Regions from separate parts of the Homo sapiens genome. Here regions 1 and 2 are each linked to region 3. Evidence: chromatin contacts called from ENCODE Hi-C data. All regions are on one chromosome and are shown on one strand. Each heading gives the region's core, a stretch centred on a gene start or an enhancer-like site at or near the end of the contact. The rest is flanking DNA. Distances are from core to core; before and after follow the strand shown. Region 1 holds the start of MCC (MCC regulator of Wnt signaling pathway). Region 2 holds the start of TRIM36 (tripartite motif containing 36). Region 3 holds the start of KCNN2 (potassium calcium-activated channel subfamily N member 2).

Region 1 (3,430 bases), core at 557-3,056, 870 kb after region 3:
AGTCCCACTCCCATGATAACCCATTAACTCATTAACTCATGAATCTATGATTTTAGTGCCCTGAAATACTGGGAACTTAGAGAATAATAAAGAAGTAAAGTAGGAATAGGTAGATGGGGTGGAGAGGAGGAGAAAGAGAGCAGAGATTCCTTCCTTCTGACCTAGCAGACATTCCCAAGACATATGGACTTGTTCCAGTTATATATTGCTGCATAACAAATCACCTCAAAACTTAATGGCTTAAAACAACAATTTTTAATTATTATCTTCACAGCTCTGGGGGTTGGTTAGCCAGTTTTGCTCAGGGTCTCCAATGCAGTTGCAGCATCTAGAGCTAGCATCATCTCTCACTCATGTCTGGCACCTAGTCTGGGAAGATTCTAAGATCCAGGGCTAGAACAGCTGTAGCTCTTTGGTCATCTCCTTTTTTCTTTACATGGTCTTTCTGCATGGTTTCTCCAGCTTCAGGGTAGCCAAACTTCTTTTCAGGCAGCTCAAGGCTTCAAAGGTAAGTGTCCCAAGGGAGAGAGCCAAGTGCAATCTGCATTGCCTTTTCTAACCTAGTCTCAGAAGTCAAGGCAGTCACAAGTCCAATCCAGGTTTAGGGGAAGCAACAGACTCCACCTCTTGATGAGGGGTGCACCAAAGAATCTGTGGACATATTTTAAAACCACCAGAGAACTTCACACGCCTCTCTGGCAGAAAATCCAGGACAGAATAATGAGTCATTCACGAAACCACAAATTGCTTCACTGTGGTTTCCCTTTGGCTATGGGGGAATAGTGCAGTGTTTAAAGGCTCCTGCTCTGGAGTTAGGCTGCCCGGGCTTGCCTCTGCCCTAACACTTACTAAACCTGGAACCTTGAGCAGGTCTTGGTACCTCAGTTTTCTTACCTGTAAATTGGGAACAATGAGAGCTAACAGTTGTTGAGCACTTACTAGGTGTCAGACATTGTCCTAACTGCATTATGTCTGCTCTCCTTTTATATGTAAGATAACTCTATGAGGTACTTATCTATTAATACTTCCTAAGTCGTAGGATTGATAATAAAAGAGGCATCTTCCAGGTCTGTAGTGTGGATCAAATGAGACCATCTATTATGTTCGCTCTTGGCATTATTAAAGCTGTTGGGGGAAATTCTAGTGATGCCTGGCCAGTAGAGTGAGCCGTTTCCAGAAATTGACCCAACGTACACAATGCCACACAGCGTGCAGACTCTTCCCAGTACAGAGTGGGAGCCAAGATGAGGGCTGCGAGGGCCAGGTTTCTTGACAGGTGTCAAAATTTCATAAAAAGGCCAGTCATTCCGGTTCTCATTGGTGGCTATGGGTACAGAACCCGGAACAATCCTGGAGAGTGGGATTACAAGCACCGTTTTGAGTTTGCAGAAGGAGAGTGTTTATATAGCTTCTCTGGAAAAGGAAGCCATGACTCCGGGCGGTCGGAGAAGGTCTGCCGGGAGTACACCTGCCCTCTGCCTGAAGCGTCCCCAAGTGTCCCGGGCCCGCGTCGTTGCCGGATGCACAATGCTGACACCCTTCCCGGGGGCTTCCAGTGTATTCTGCCTCCTCTTGTGTTCCCGTTGCCACCCTTAGCTCCCTGACTCTTCCAGCCACCTTCCCCTCCTCCCTCTTCCCTGAGGTGCCTCCTCGGGCGATTCCAGAGCGCCCATCTTCCCAGTCCGGGCAAAACCCGGAGAGGTGGAATCCCTCGCCCGGAGCGCCCCGGCGGCCACTGGGCATGCTCCGTTGTCAGGCAAGTTCGGGGCTGCAGGCAGCTTGCGCGCCGCGCGGATTCCAGCTGCGGTCGCGCGTACTCCTCCTCCCAAGTAGGGAGCGGGCGCATGATGGCGGCCGCGGCGGCAGCGGCTGCGGGGAGCTCCAGCAGCGGCGGCGGCGGCGGCGGCAGCGGCAGCAGCAGCAGCAGCAGCGACACGTCCAGCACCGGCGAGGAGGAGAGGATGCGGCGCCTCTTCCAGACGTGCGACGGCGACGGGGACGGATACATCAGCAGGTACGCGGGGAGGTACGAGGAAACCGACAGGAGCGAGATCAGTCCCTCCGCGCGCCCTTGACCCCTGCTCTGCCCCCTCGCCCCAACTTGCGGCAAGTTGCTCAGAAGCTCGCGGGAAAAGTTGGCCGCGACTCCGAGAGCGCGTAGCCGGCTCGGCCACGAAGGCCGAGGGGACTGCTCTGTTCGCCTTGCGGGGGTGCCAGTTGGTCCAACTTTTCCCAGCGCTGTCTTTGTCTAGGCGTTGGGAGACATCTCCTTAGGATGCGCACTCTTCCGGGGGCTTGGAGTGTTCTTCCCTGTGGGAAAAGGAGTTCTGGCCGCTTGTCCCAGGTAGGAGGGGCTGCCCCACAGCCTCGGGGTCCTGGGCATCAAGATGCCGCAGCACGGGGCAGCGATCTGCCCGGCGGCTTGGTGGACACCCCAGGGCCGCACCGGGAGGAGATGAGCTAAGCGACAGCCTCGGACAGGGAAATAACCTGTGAAGAAACTTTCTTGTGCCGCAGAACCCATGAATTCCAAACTTCAGAGCCCAAAGAATGGGTATCGTTTGCCACCCAGTATTGATTTAAACGCAGTAGCCTGAGAGGAACGAAGCGCTCAGGAGCAAACTAGGGCTAGACCCGACTCCTACCCGGCTCTGTGCGCTGACCAGGTGAGCTTCGGCGTGGCTCCGGGCGCCTCCGCGCCTCCACTCACAAACAAACTTTGGGGTGTTTGCTTCGGATCCCCCGCACTTCCTACAGAGGCGGTATTTAAGCTTCCTGCCTCCCGGCTTGGCCAAATAATTACTTCTGCCCAAATTTGTGTCACTTAGACTCTTGTGGTGAAGAAGGCAATCGCAACATTTTCTGGTATGCTTCTATTGAATGGTTGACACCGGCCATTGAAGACTTGGTATCCGTGGAAATTTGAATTGCCTTGGATGAAGGAGCAGCCTAAGTTGTGCATTACATGTTTCTTTAGTCTATGTCTTGGTGATGCTAAAGATCGTTTCTGAAAATCCGGGGCTGCTTCCTGATTGTCCCTGCCTACCTAAAAAAAAAAAAAAGAAAGCAAAGTGCGGAATTTTTCCCTTAAAATAAAAAAAATTATTTATTTGGGACTCAACGCAATTTTGATCATTCTTAGGTGAATTTTTATTACTTTGCTAAAGTTTTACTGAGAAACATTAGGAAGATATCAGAAAACTTGATGGAGTAATTCTGTTCGGAAATGAAAATAATATGTAATTCTGATTGACTCCATGCAAATTTCTATCTGGAAGTCTCGTTATTTTGGTTCTGGGAGTAAAAGAAATTTCATTATATAGTTTTCCTTTTTGTTGTTTTCCTACTTGAAAGGTTATTATCTCATTTGCAATAATAAAGGCAAACTCCAACTTTGGATACAATTTTTTTTTTTTTTAGACAGAATCTC
Region 2 (3,531 bases), core at 412-2,911, 810 kb before region 3:
AGCCCAAGGGGAATTATTTAGCTCAAAGGCCAGTATGAGAAAGACTTATAATGCTTTCTAATGGTTGAGCCTTTAAATATATGTATATATATATAGGCACCTAATTCACGCAGGCATTTGTTAGTCTCCTCCTGATTAGCACTTTTCAGAACCTGTGGGAAGGAAGCCTTCCCAAGTCTAGCACCTGCGGCCACGCAACGGGCATTAATCCGGATCAGAACAGCCCAGGCATTATTACCTGGCAAAGCTTTCGTCCTCTGTTCACCTCATCTGTAAATGGAGGGTATTCCATTAGAGAAAATTGCTATAGTCCCTCAGTGTTTTTAATTCTACACTCCTTATTTAGATGCCGGATTGGAGACGAGGCTACCGCTGCAGACAGGGCTGTGGGAAGACGACGGAACTTGCCACAGCGACAGACTTCTCCCAAACAGGAAATAAAAGTGGGAAGCATTTTAAAACCTAAACGAGATGTCTCGCTACAGCTCTGTAGTCCCTACTTACCCAGCAATTTAGGGCATCTGTTCTTAAAGCCTAATACATAGGAATGAATTGTTTAGCTAGCCAGAAAGGCAGTGCGTGATCTAATAATCCTAAATTAATTTGTTCTCCGTGTGTCCTGAAAACAACACCAGAAACACACTTGGGCCGTGGCAGGTGAAATGTGCGCCGCCAGTCCTTGAGCTGGCGCGCGCCTTAACGTTCAGCAGCACTCCCCGCGGGGGTGCGGGGGTGCCGGAGCCGCTCAGGACCCTCTGTCCTGGCCCTCAGGAAGGAAAGCGTAGGCCCGGGTGGCGGGGGGTCTCTCCCTTGCCGCGGCCTTTTAACTTCAGTCCCTGGCCAGCATCCGGGAGAGGAATCTCCACCCTGCAGGCGGTCCCCGCGCTACTGGGCAAGAACGTGCGGTGACATCGCGACTTGGGGGTATAGAAGCAGAAAGCGGGATATGACTGCTCGGTGCCCAGTCAGGGACTATTAAGTTCACCCAGCAAGTGAAGCCAGAAGAGAACTGGGACAAGCCGGGCGGGGCCAGGGAACCCCAGGCCGCGCCTGGCTAGGGACCGCGGAGAGGGCGGGCGGGGTCTCACTCTGGTCGCCTCGCGCAGCTCTGCCGTGCTCGCCGCGGCCATTCAGGGAAGGTGGCTTAGGCTCGCCCTCGCCCGCACCGTCCTGTGCCGAGCCTGGAAGCGGGGCTTCGAACCGCGAGTGAAGAAAGCGCAGTGAGAGCAAACTGAAGGGCGGAATGGCAGCGCAGGGCCAGGGGCCAGGGGCCAGGGCTGCAGCCGGCTGCTCTGCTGCAGCGGAGCCTCCCCGCCCCGGCGCCGCCCTCGGCACCCGCCCACCGCTCCCCGCTGCCCTCACTTCCGTTCCTCAGAGCCCCCCAGCCTGGCATAGGGCGACGGGCGACTACCCGGGTGGGAGGGAGGGGCTGATGCGTAGGGGGAAGGTGGCGGCGGAGGGCGCCGAGTCCCAACCGCGTGCCACACCCACGCCCAGCCGAGTCCCGCTCAGCCTACCACTCAGACACCCGGCCTACCAGCCCCAGGCGGCCCCGCCTCTTTTGTGCGACTGGCGCTGTTGCCTGGGCAACGACCAGGCCACGCCCTGTCCACGCCCCGCGGTGCCCCGCCCAGGTCTCTGCGCGGCGCCGTTCCCAGCCGCAGTCCGCAGGAGCCGCTGCTGCAGCCGGCAGCTGGGCGGGATTCCCGGGGTAGTCGCTGGGAGCAAAGCTCGCTTCTCCCGCGCCTGTGCTTTTGCCTGCCCCGGCTTACTTCTCCCCGCGTCGGTCCGCTGGCCACGTACAGCTGACCAGCTCATCTTCCAGCTTCGGACCGAGGCTCCACGGCCGCCGCAGGGACCCGCCCACCAGACCCTGCGCTCGGTAGCCGGTGTGAGTGGAACGTGCCGCTGATGACACCTGGCAGAAGGCAGCCATGGAGGGCGATGGCTCAGATTCGCCGGTGAGTGCGGAGGGGACCGCCGCCCCCACCTCGAGGGCGGTGTGCCGACCGCGGCTCTTTCTCTTTCCTCCGCCGGGAGCCCGGAGGGAGCCTCCTCCCGGGAGAGCAAAGGCAGGCGTGTGGGGATCCCGCTTCCTCTTCGCCTTCTCCCGCCCGGGGCTAGGTTCCGCAATCCGGGGCGTCCCCTTTCTATCCCCGAGAGCCGGACGTGGGGTCCCCTGGGCCGGAGAAGAGCGCAAATCCGATGGTTGCCCACCTGAGCACCTCGGGGGAATCATGGAGGGTCTCTCTAATGGAGCTCAGGCTGTAGAATTAATTAGCGTTTGGGAGTCGGGTGCGGGCAGAAAGCTGGGGCGCGTCCCTCGCGCTTGCGGGGCCGCCCTTTGTCTAGGCGTCTTGACCCCCGCGGGCCCGGCCGGCTGCCGCCGCCTGGGCCAGAGGCTCCTCCCCGGCTTCGCCTGCCCGCGGGGGGCGGGCCGGGGCCCCGGCAGCTGTCAGCCTACAAGTGTTTTTGTTTAAAGGTGTCGAATGTGCAATTCTTCCGAAGTTTCTCGAGGAACTGCTTAATTGAGGGAGCCGCCACATCACACTTAATCAGTTTGTTTCTCCCTCAATGACAGATGAACTAAATTTTCTCTTGGGTAAGAAATACTTTATGTCCATTGTGATTAAAAAGTCAGATTCAAGACACTGCTTTATGTACAAGAAAATGGAAATGATTTTAGATCCTCCCCCAGTGACAAGTAAACCTGAACTGACCATATTTATACATAAAATGGAATGTAAGAACCTATTTTGGATATCCCGGACAAGATTTTCTTTTGAATTAGGTGCCAAACCCTTTGTGAAATGAGATAGGATGTGAATATTCTGTATTCTTTGATGTGAATTGTGAGGTTTAGTTATCTTATTTCCAAATCTGTGAACAGTTGGGAGGTGATATGGCTCTTCATCACATATTTGAGTGATGCAGCAAGAGACTGCATCGAAACACCCACTGACAATGATAAAACCAGTTGGCTCTAATGCAGTTAAATTGTCAGAGATTATTGAAGCACTTGGTGTCACTTTAGGGAGAATAGGTTAGCATACATTTTAAAATTTCATTACATTTAGTTAAGTCAATTTTAATTTTCTGTGTATTTCTAGTAGCTGAAATGATTGTACAAGGTTATAAGTACTTTGAAGTTGGGCTGTCTTTAAAATTGCAGGGATGCTGACTATAGGATTCATAGATATGAAGTCTGGGATACATGGAAAAAACTACGTAGAGAAATGATGGGGAAACTGGTATGAGGTCATCAAACTTTTTTAGTTGTGATGAGTCTAAAATGCTTCTCACTTAAAATAATGAAAGGCTGTAGTATTGAGAGCAGTTGTAGTGGTGCTTATACACCTTTTTAAAGGGTCCCCTACATTCTTTTAATATTCTGTTATGGTTAGGCTTTGTGTCCACACCCAAATCTCATCTTGAATTGTAATCCCCAGGTGTTGAGGGAGAGACCTGGTGGGAGGTGATTGGATCGTGGGAGTGGTTTCCCCCATGCTGTTTTCGTGATAGTGAATTCTC
Region 3 (3,752 bases), core at 550-3,049:
AGCACTTTTAACCGCCTTCCACGTCCCCAGAGTCAGTCAGTCCCCCACAGGTGGACCTGAACTCACAGAAGGAAGATAAGGGGAGAGGGGTGCACCTGTCTTGGCTCTGTGATCTGTCAGATCACTCGGCCTCAAAACCAAAAGAGACGAGAGTAGACCTGGAAAGACTGGGAAGACGCGTGGCTGGGCTGCTGGGTCCACGCCATAGAGGACCGAAGCGAGCGCCGCTGTTCCAGGCTAGCAAAACCAGAGGAACTTACTTCTGAGTTCAAGAGAGCGGGTTGAAAGGGCCCTTCTAAACATAATTCACGAGGGGATGAATTACAGATGGTTTCCCCACCGACTTCCAGAACCACTTACTTAAGGTGCCCGAATGCGCTGAGCACTCTTAACTGCCTCGAGAACTTTGGCTGCACGCGGAAAGGGTTCATCTCCGAGTTGTTTAGCTGACTACGGATGCGCGTCCTAGACGCGCCCGCTGTCCTGGCGGGCTCCCTTGATCGTCCCGGAGAGGCTAGGGATCCGCACGCAAAGGGTCCCCGCCAGTGCCCATCCCAACCACCCAGTGCCCGACTCCGGTAGCGTGGGCTGGGGTTCAAGCCTGTACCTTGTCGTAGGCGCCCCACGACAGCTCGGTCTCGATGACCATGACCACGATGCCGAACATGCCGAAGATGAGCGCGTAGTCGCTGAGCCGCTTGCGCTTTTCGAACAGGGCGCGCCGGTGGCCCAGCTTGTAGCCGATGTTCTGGTTTTTCTTTTTGCTGGACTTGGTGCCACTGCTGCTGCCGTGCCCGCTCCCGCCACCGCCGCCGCCTCCTCCAGTGCTGCCTCCGCCGCCGGTTCCATAGAGCGCCAGGTTGTTGGAGTTGTTGTGCTCGGGCTTAGACACCACGATCTCGGGGGCTGAGGACGAAACAGCGGCGGCGGCGGCAGCGGCTGCAGACGGGGAGGACGCGCCGCCACCTCCTCCGACAGACGCGGGGGGCTGCAGGGGCTGCGCCTCTGAGTCCATCTCGTGCAGGTTCCGGCGGGACGCGCTCAAGTTGCTGAGCGGCCGCATGACGCCCCCGTTGTACCTGCAGCTGCTCATGGCTATTTCGGTGAAGGGGTTGCTCTCGCGGCGCGCCTGGGGCTGGTGGTGCTGGTGGTGCGCCGGGTGCGGGTGGTGGTGGTGGTGCGAGAGCGGGGGCCCGGAGCCCAGACTGCCGAGGCTGCCCGTGGGGCTGGCGGCGGGCTGCAGGCTGTGGCACTGGTGGTACTGGGAGGCGGACGCCGACTGCTGCGCGGACTGCTGCGCGTACTGCTGCCGGAGCGCACTGGCATGGCTGGACGGCGTCAGCTCGCTCACATTGAGCTGGCTGCCCCGGCGCGACGAGCAGCAGCAGCAGCAGCAGGACGAGCCCGACAGCGGCGAGGAGGTGCGGGTCCGGAAGGCGCCGCCGGGCGAGGAGGTGCGGAGCAGCAGGGACAGGTTATCTCCCGCCCCCGCCGCCGGGGCACCGGAGGAGGCGCAGCTGTTGCACCGGAGGCATGGGCTGCTGCCGCCGCTGGCCGGCTGCTGGTGCGCGAGGTGCGGGTGGTGGTGAGGGTGCGGGAGGGGCGCGAAGGGCGGGCACGGCTTGTCCTGGCTCTGTTGCTGCTGCTGGCAATGCAGGTGTGAGGAGCGCGGCGGCGGCGGCGGCTGCTCTGGGAAGAAGCCGCGCTGGAACTGCAATGGGGTTTCCATGTCAGGGCTGTTAAAGCTGCAGGGAGACCAAGCGGTGGTGCACCCTGCGCAATGCGTTATGGTCGGGAGCGGGGACTCCTGCTGCTGGTGCGAGGAAGGGCCCATGCCGGCTCCGGTAGAATCCAGGCGGCGAGTCCGATTGGTTGGGCGCACCAAAACAATGGGCATGACATCACCTGCGGGGACCGAGACTGAGTTTGCGGCGCGCGCGGCTTAGGGAAGCGTGTGTGGCAGAGAAAGATGGGGAGGGGAATCTGCAGGACAAACCCTAGGGGGGTGCAGTCCAGAGCCAGGGCGCTCCAGGGCAGGGATTCCGCCTGCTGATTGCGTGGAGATGGAGAGCCCCCACGCAGTGCAGCTGGGCTGCAGGGGGAGGAGAAAAGAGAAAGGCGCCCCTCCCTCCCGTGCCGCTGCCCCCTTGACTAGTGCCGGACGCGCTGCCCGGATCACCTGCGCCAGCCACTGCAGCACGTCGGGCCACCTTGGCCGGGGGCAGGCTCAGGGACGGTGTGGAACCCCGACCACTTCTCCGACTGCACGCCTCGCAGGGCTGCAAAACAGCAGCCCCCTCGTCCCACGCCCGCTTCTCCCAGATCATCCCGCCGAGAGTGGGCTGCCGGCTGCCCGCCAAGTAACTGCGGGGGCACTGGCTTTGGGGAGAAAAAGTTTGGCGACCGGCTGCGCCAGTGCAGCAGCGTGTGGGGAGAATCCCGGGGCCTGAGCCCTGCCTTGGCCGCTGCGGGATCATAGCCGACCCCGAGACCGGATCTTTCCCAGCCGGCAGGCTCTGGAATCTGGATTGGGTGCGCGGCGCTCTAGCCCAAGTGCGCTGCGGCGCGGGTAGGGTTAACCGCCTCGGCACCCCGGCCGGGGGTGGGTGGGGGCGGGGCCGGAGGAGGGGATCCCCGCAGTCTGCCGACAGAGCCGGCCGGGCTTCCCGGGTCCCCCCTGGCGGGGGCGGAGGGCTTTCCCCGCTACCGCCAGCTCACATTTGCGCCTTCTCCAGAACATGAGGGGATGGCGCCCCCGGCCGCCGGGTCCTGGGCTCTGGCGCTCAGGCCCTCCGGCAGCCCGAATCCGGAGGTCCCAGGGCTTCCTTGCCGGTGGAGAGGCAGGCGGCTCGCTCAAAGGTGTGGGGGCTGCTCAGCCACCGCCGGCCTCCAGCTGCTCTTCTGCTTCTCTTCCTCCTCCTCACCTGCAGCGCAGACACAAAGCAAAGACCGGTCACAAATACGCAAATATCGAGCATCTTTGCCAAGTCCTAACTGCAGCGGCGGGTGGGAAAGGGGCCTGGCGCGGGCTGATTCACCCCGGTAGTCGCAGCCTGGCAGGGAAATTAAGAATGATAGCTTGGGCTGAATAGTCGCTGCCCACGGACAGTGCTGGAGTTTTGTTGGAGTTCGGTATCATTATTTATTTATTTACTCTCTAATAAACTAACAAAAATTGCATTTGGTGTCTCACAAATTCCCTGTGCTGTCTTCTTCTAAGAGATGTACCAACACAATGCACTAGGTGATCCTTATGTTCTTTGTTTCTGCTCCATCTTAAGTCTTTACATTTGCATTTCTTTGTGAATTCAAATTCCCGTCTCCCCCTAAAGAAGGTGAAAGAAATTGGCCCGTTGAATATTTGTTTCCATTTTAAATTATTTTAAAGCCTGCTTTTCATGATAAAGACTATTACAACGAGTTAGACCTAGCAATTAGAGTGAAAGCGGATCACCCTCATTAGGTCATTAGGTAATTGGAATTCTCAGCTGGATCCAATTTCTTGATATTCTACTCGGCAGCTGCCCTAAAGTTGCTTACCTGGTATCTGCTTTTCAGAGTGTGCGTGTGTGCGCTTTCAATGCCATGGAATGAATAATTCATTTTATGATGTTCTTTGGACACATGTTAATTTTAATTTTTTGTGTGTGCAAATAAACATTCAGCAGAAAAAAAGGGGTGGGGGGTGCACAGCTGCTTTTAGTCCCGTAGCCCTGGACTTGAGCTAATTAATACTGTCCGGAATTGAATTT

What was found. Hi-C counts contacts between places; a loop is a spot of excess contacts on that map. Pooled maps may share reads with other maps.
Region 1: a pooled map shows a loop between it and region 3 (4-fold over the local background). The contact joins the promoter of MCC here to the promoter of KCNN2 in region 3. A Hi-C loop is called at or near these places in 2 of 37 single-sample maps with no recorded cell type and 4 of 50 pooled maps.
Region 2: a map of GM12878 shows a loop between it and region 3 (2.7-fold over the local background). The contact joins the promoter of TRIM36 here to the promoter of KCNN2 in region 3. A Hi-C loop is called at or near these places in 1 of 168 maps with a recorded cell type or tissue (GM12878), 3 of 37 single-sample maps with no recorded cell type and 9 of 50 pooled maps.

The regions. Positions count from the first base shown.
Region 1 is chr5:113,486,829-113,490,258 of GRCh38, reverse strand. It overlaps MCC (MCC regulator of Wnt signaling pathway), which reads left to right and starts at 1,806. Exons shown (of 19, transcript NM_001085377.2): 1 at 1,806-2,014. The coding sequence starts at 1,845. RefSeq lists an enhancer at 1,613-1,907.
Region 2 is chr5:115,168,038-115,171,568 of GRCh38, reverse strand. TRIM36 (tripartite motif containing 36) reads left to right here and starts at 1,661. Exons shown (of 10, transcript NM_001300759.2): 1 at 1,661-1,961. The coding sequence starts at 1,935. RefSeq lists silencers at 1,246-1,665, 2,396-2,485.
Region 3 is chr5:114,360,117-114,363,868 of GRCh38, reverse strand. KCNN2 (potassium calcium-activated channel subfamily N member 2) reads right to left here and starts at 1,799. Exons shown (of 8, transcript NM_021614.4): 1 at 608-1,799. The coding sequence starts at 1,729. RefSeq lists a silencer at 2,522-2,731 and an enhancer at 2,770-3,686.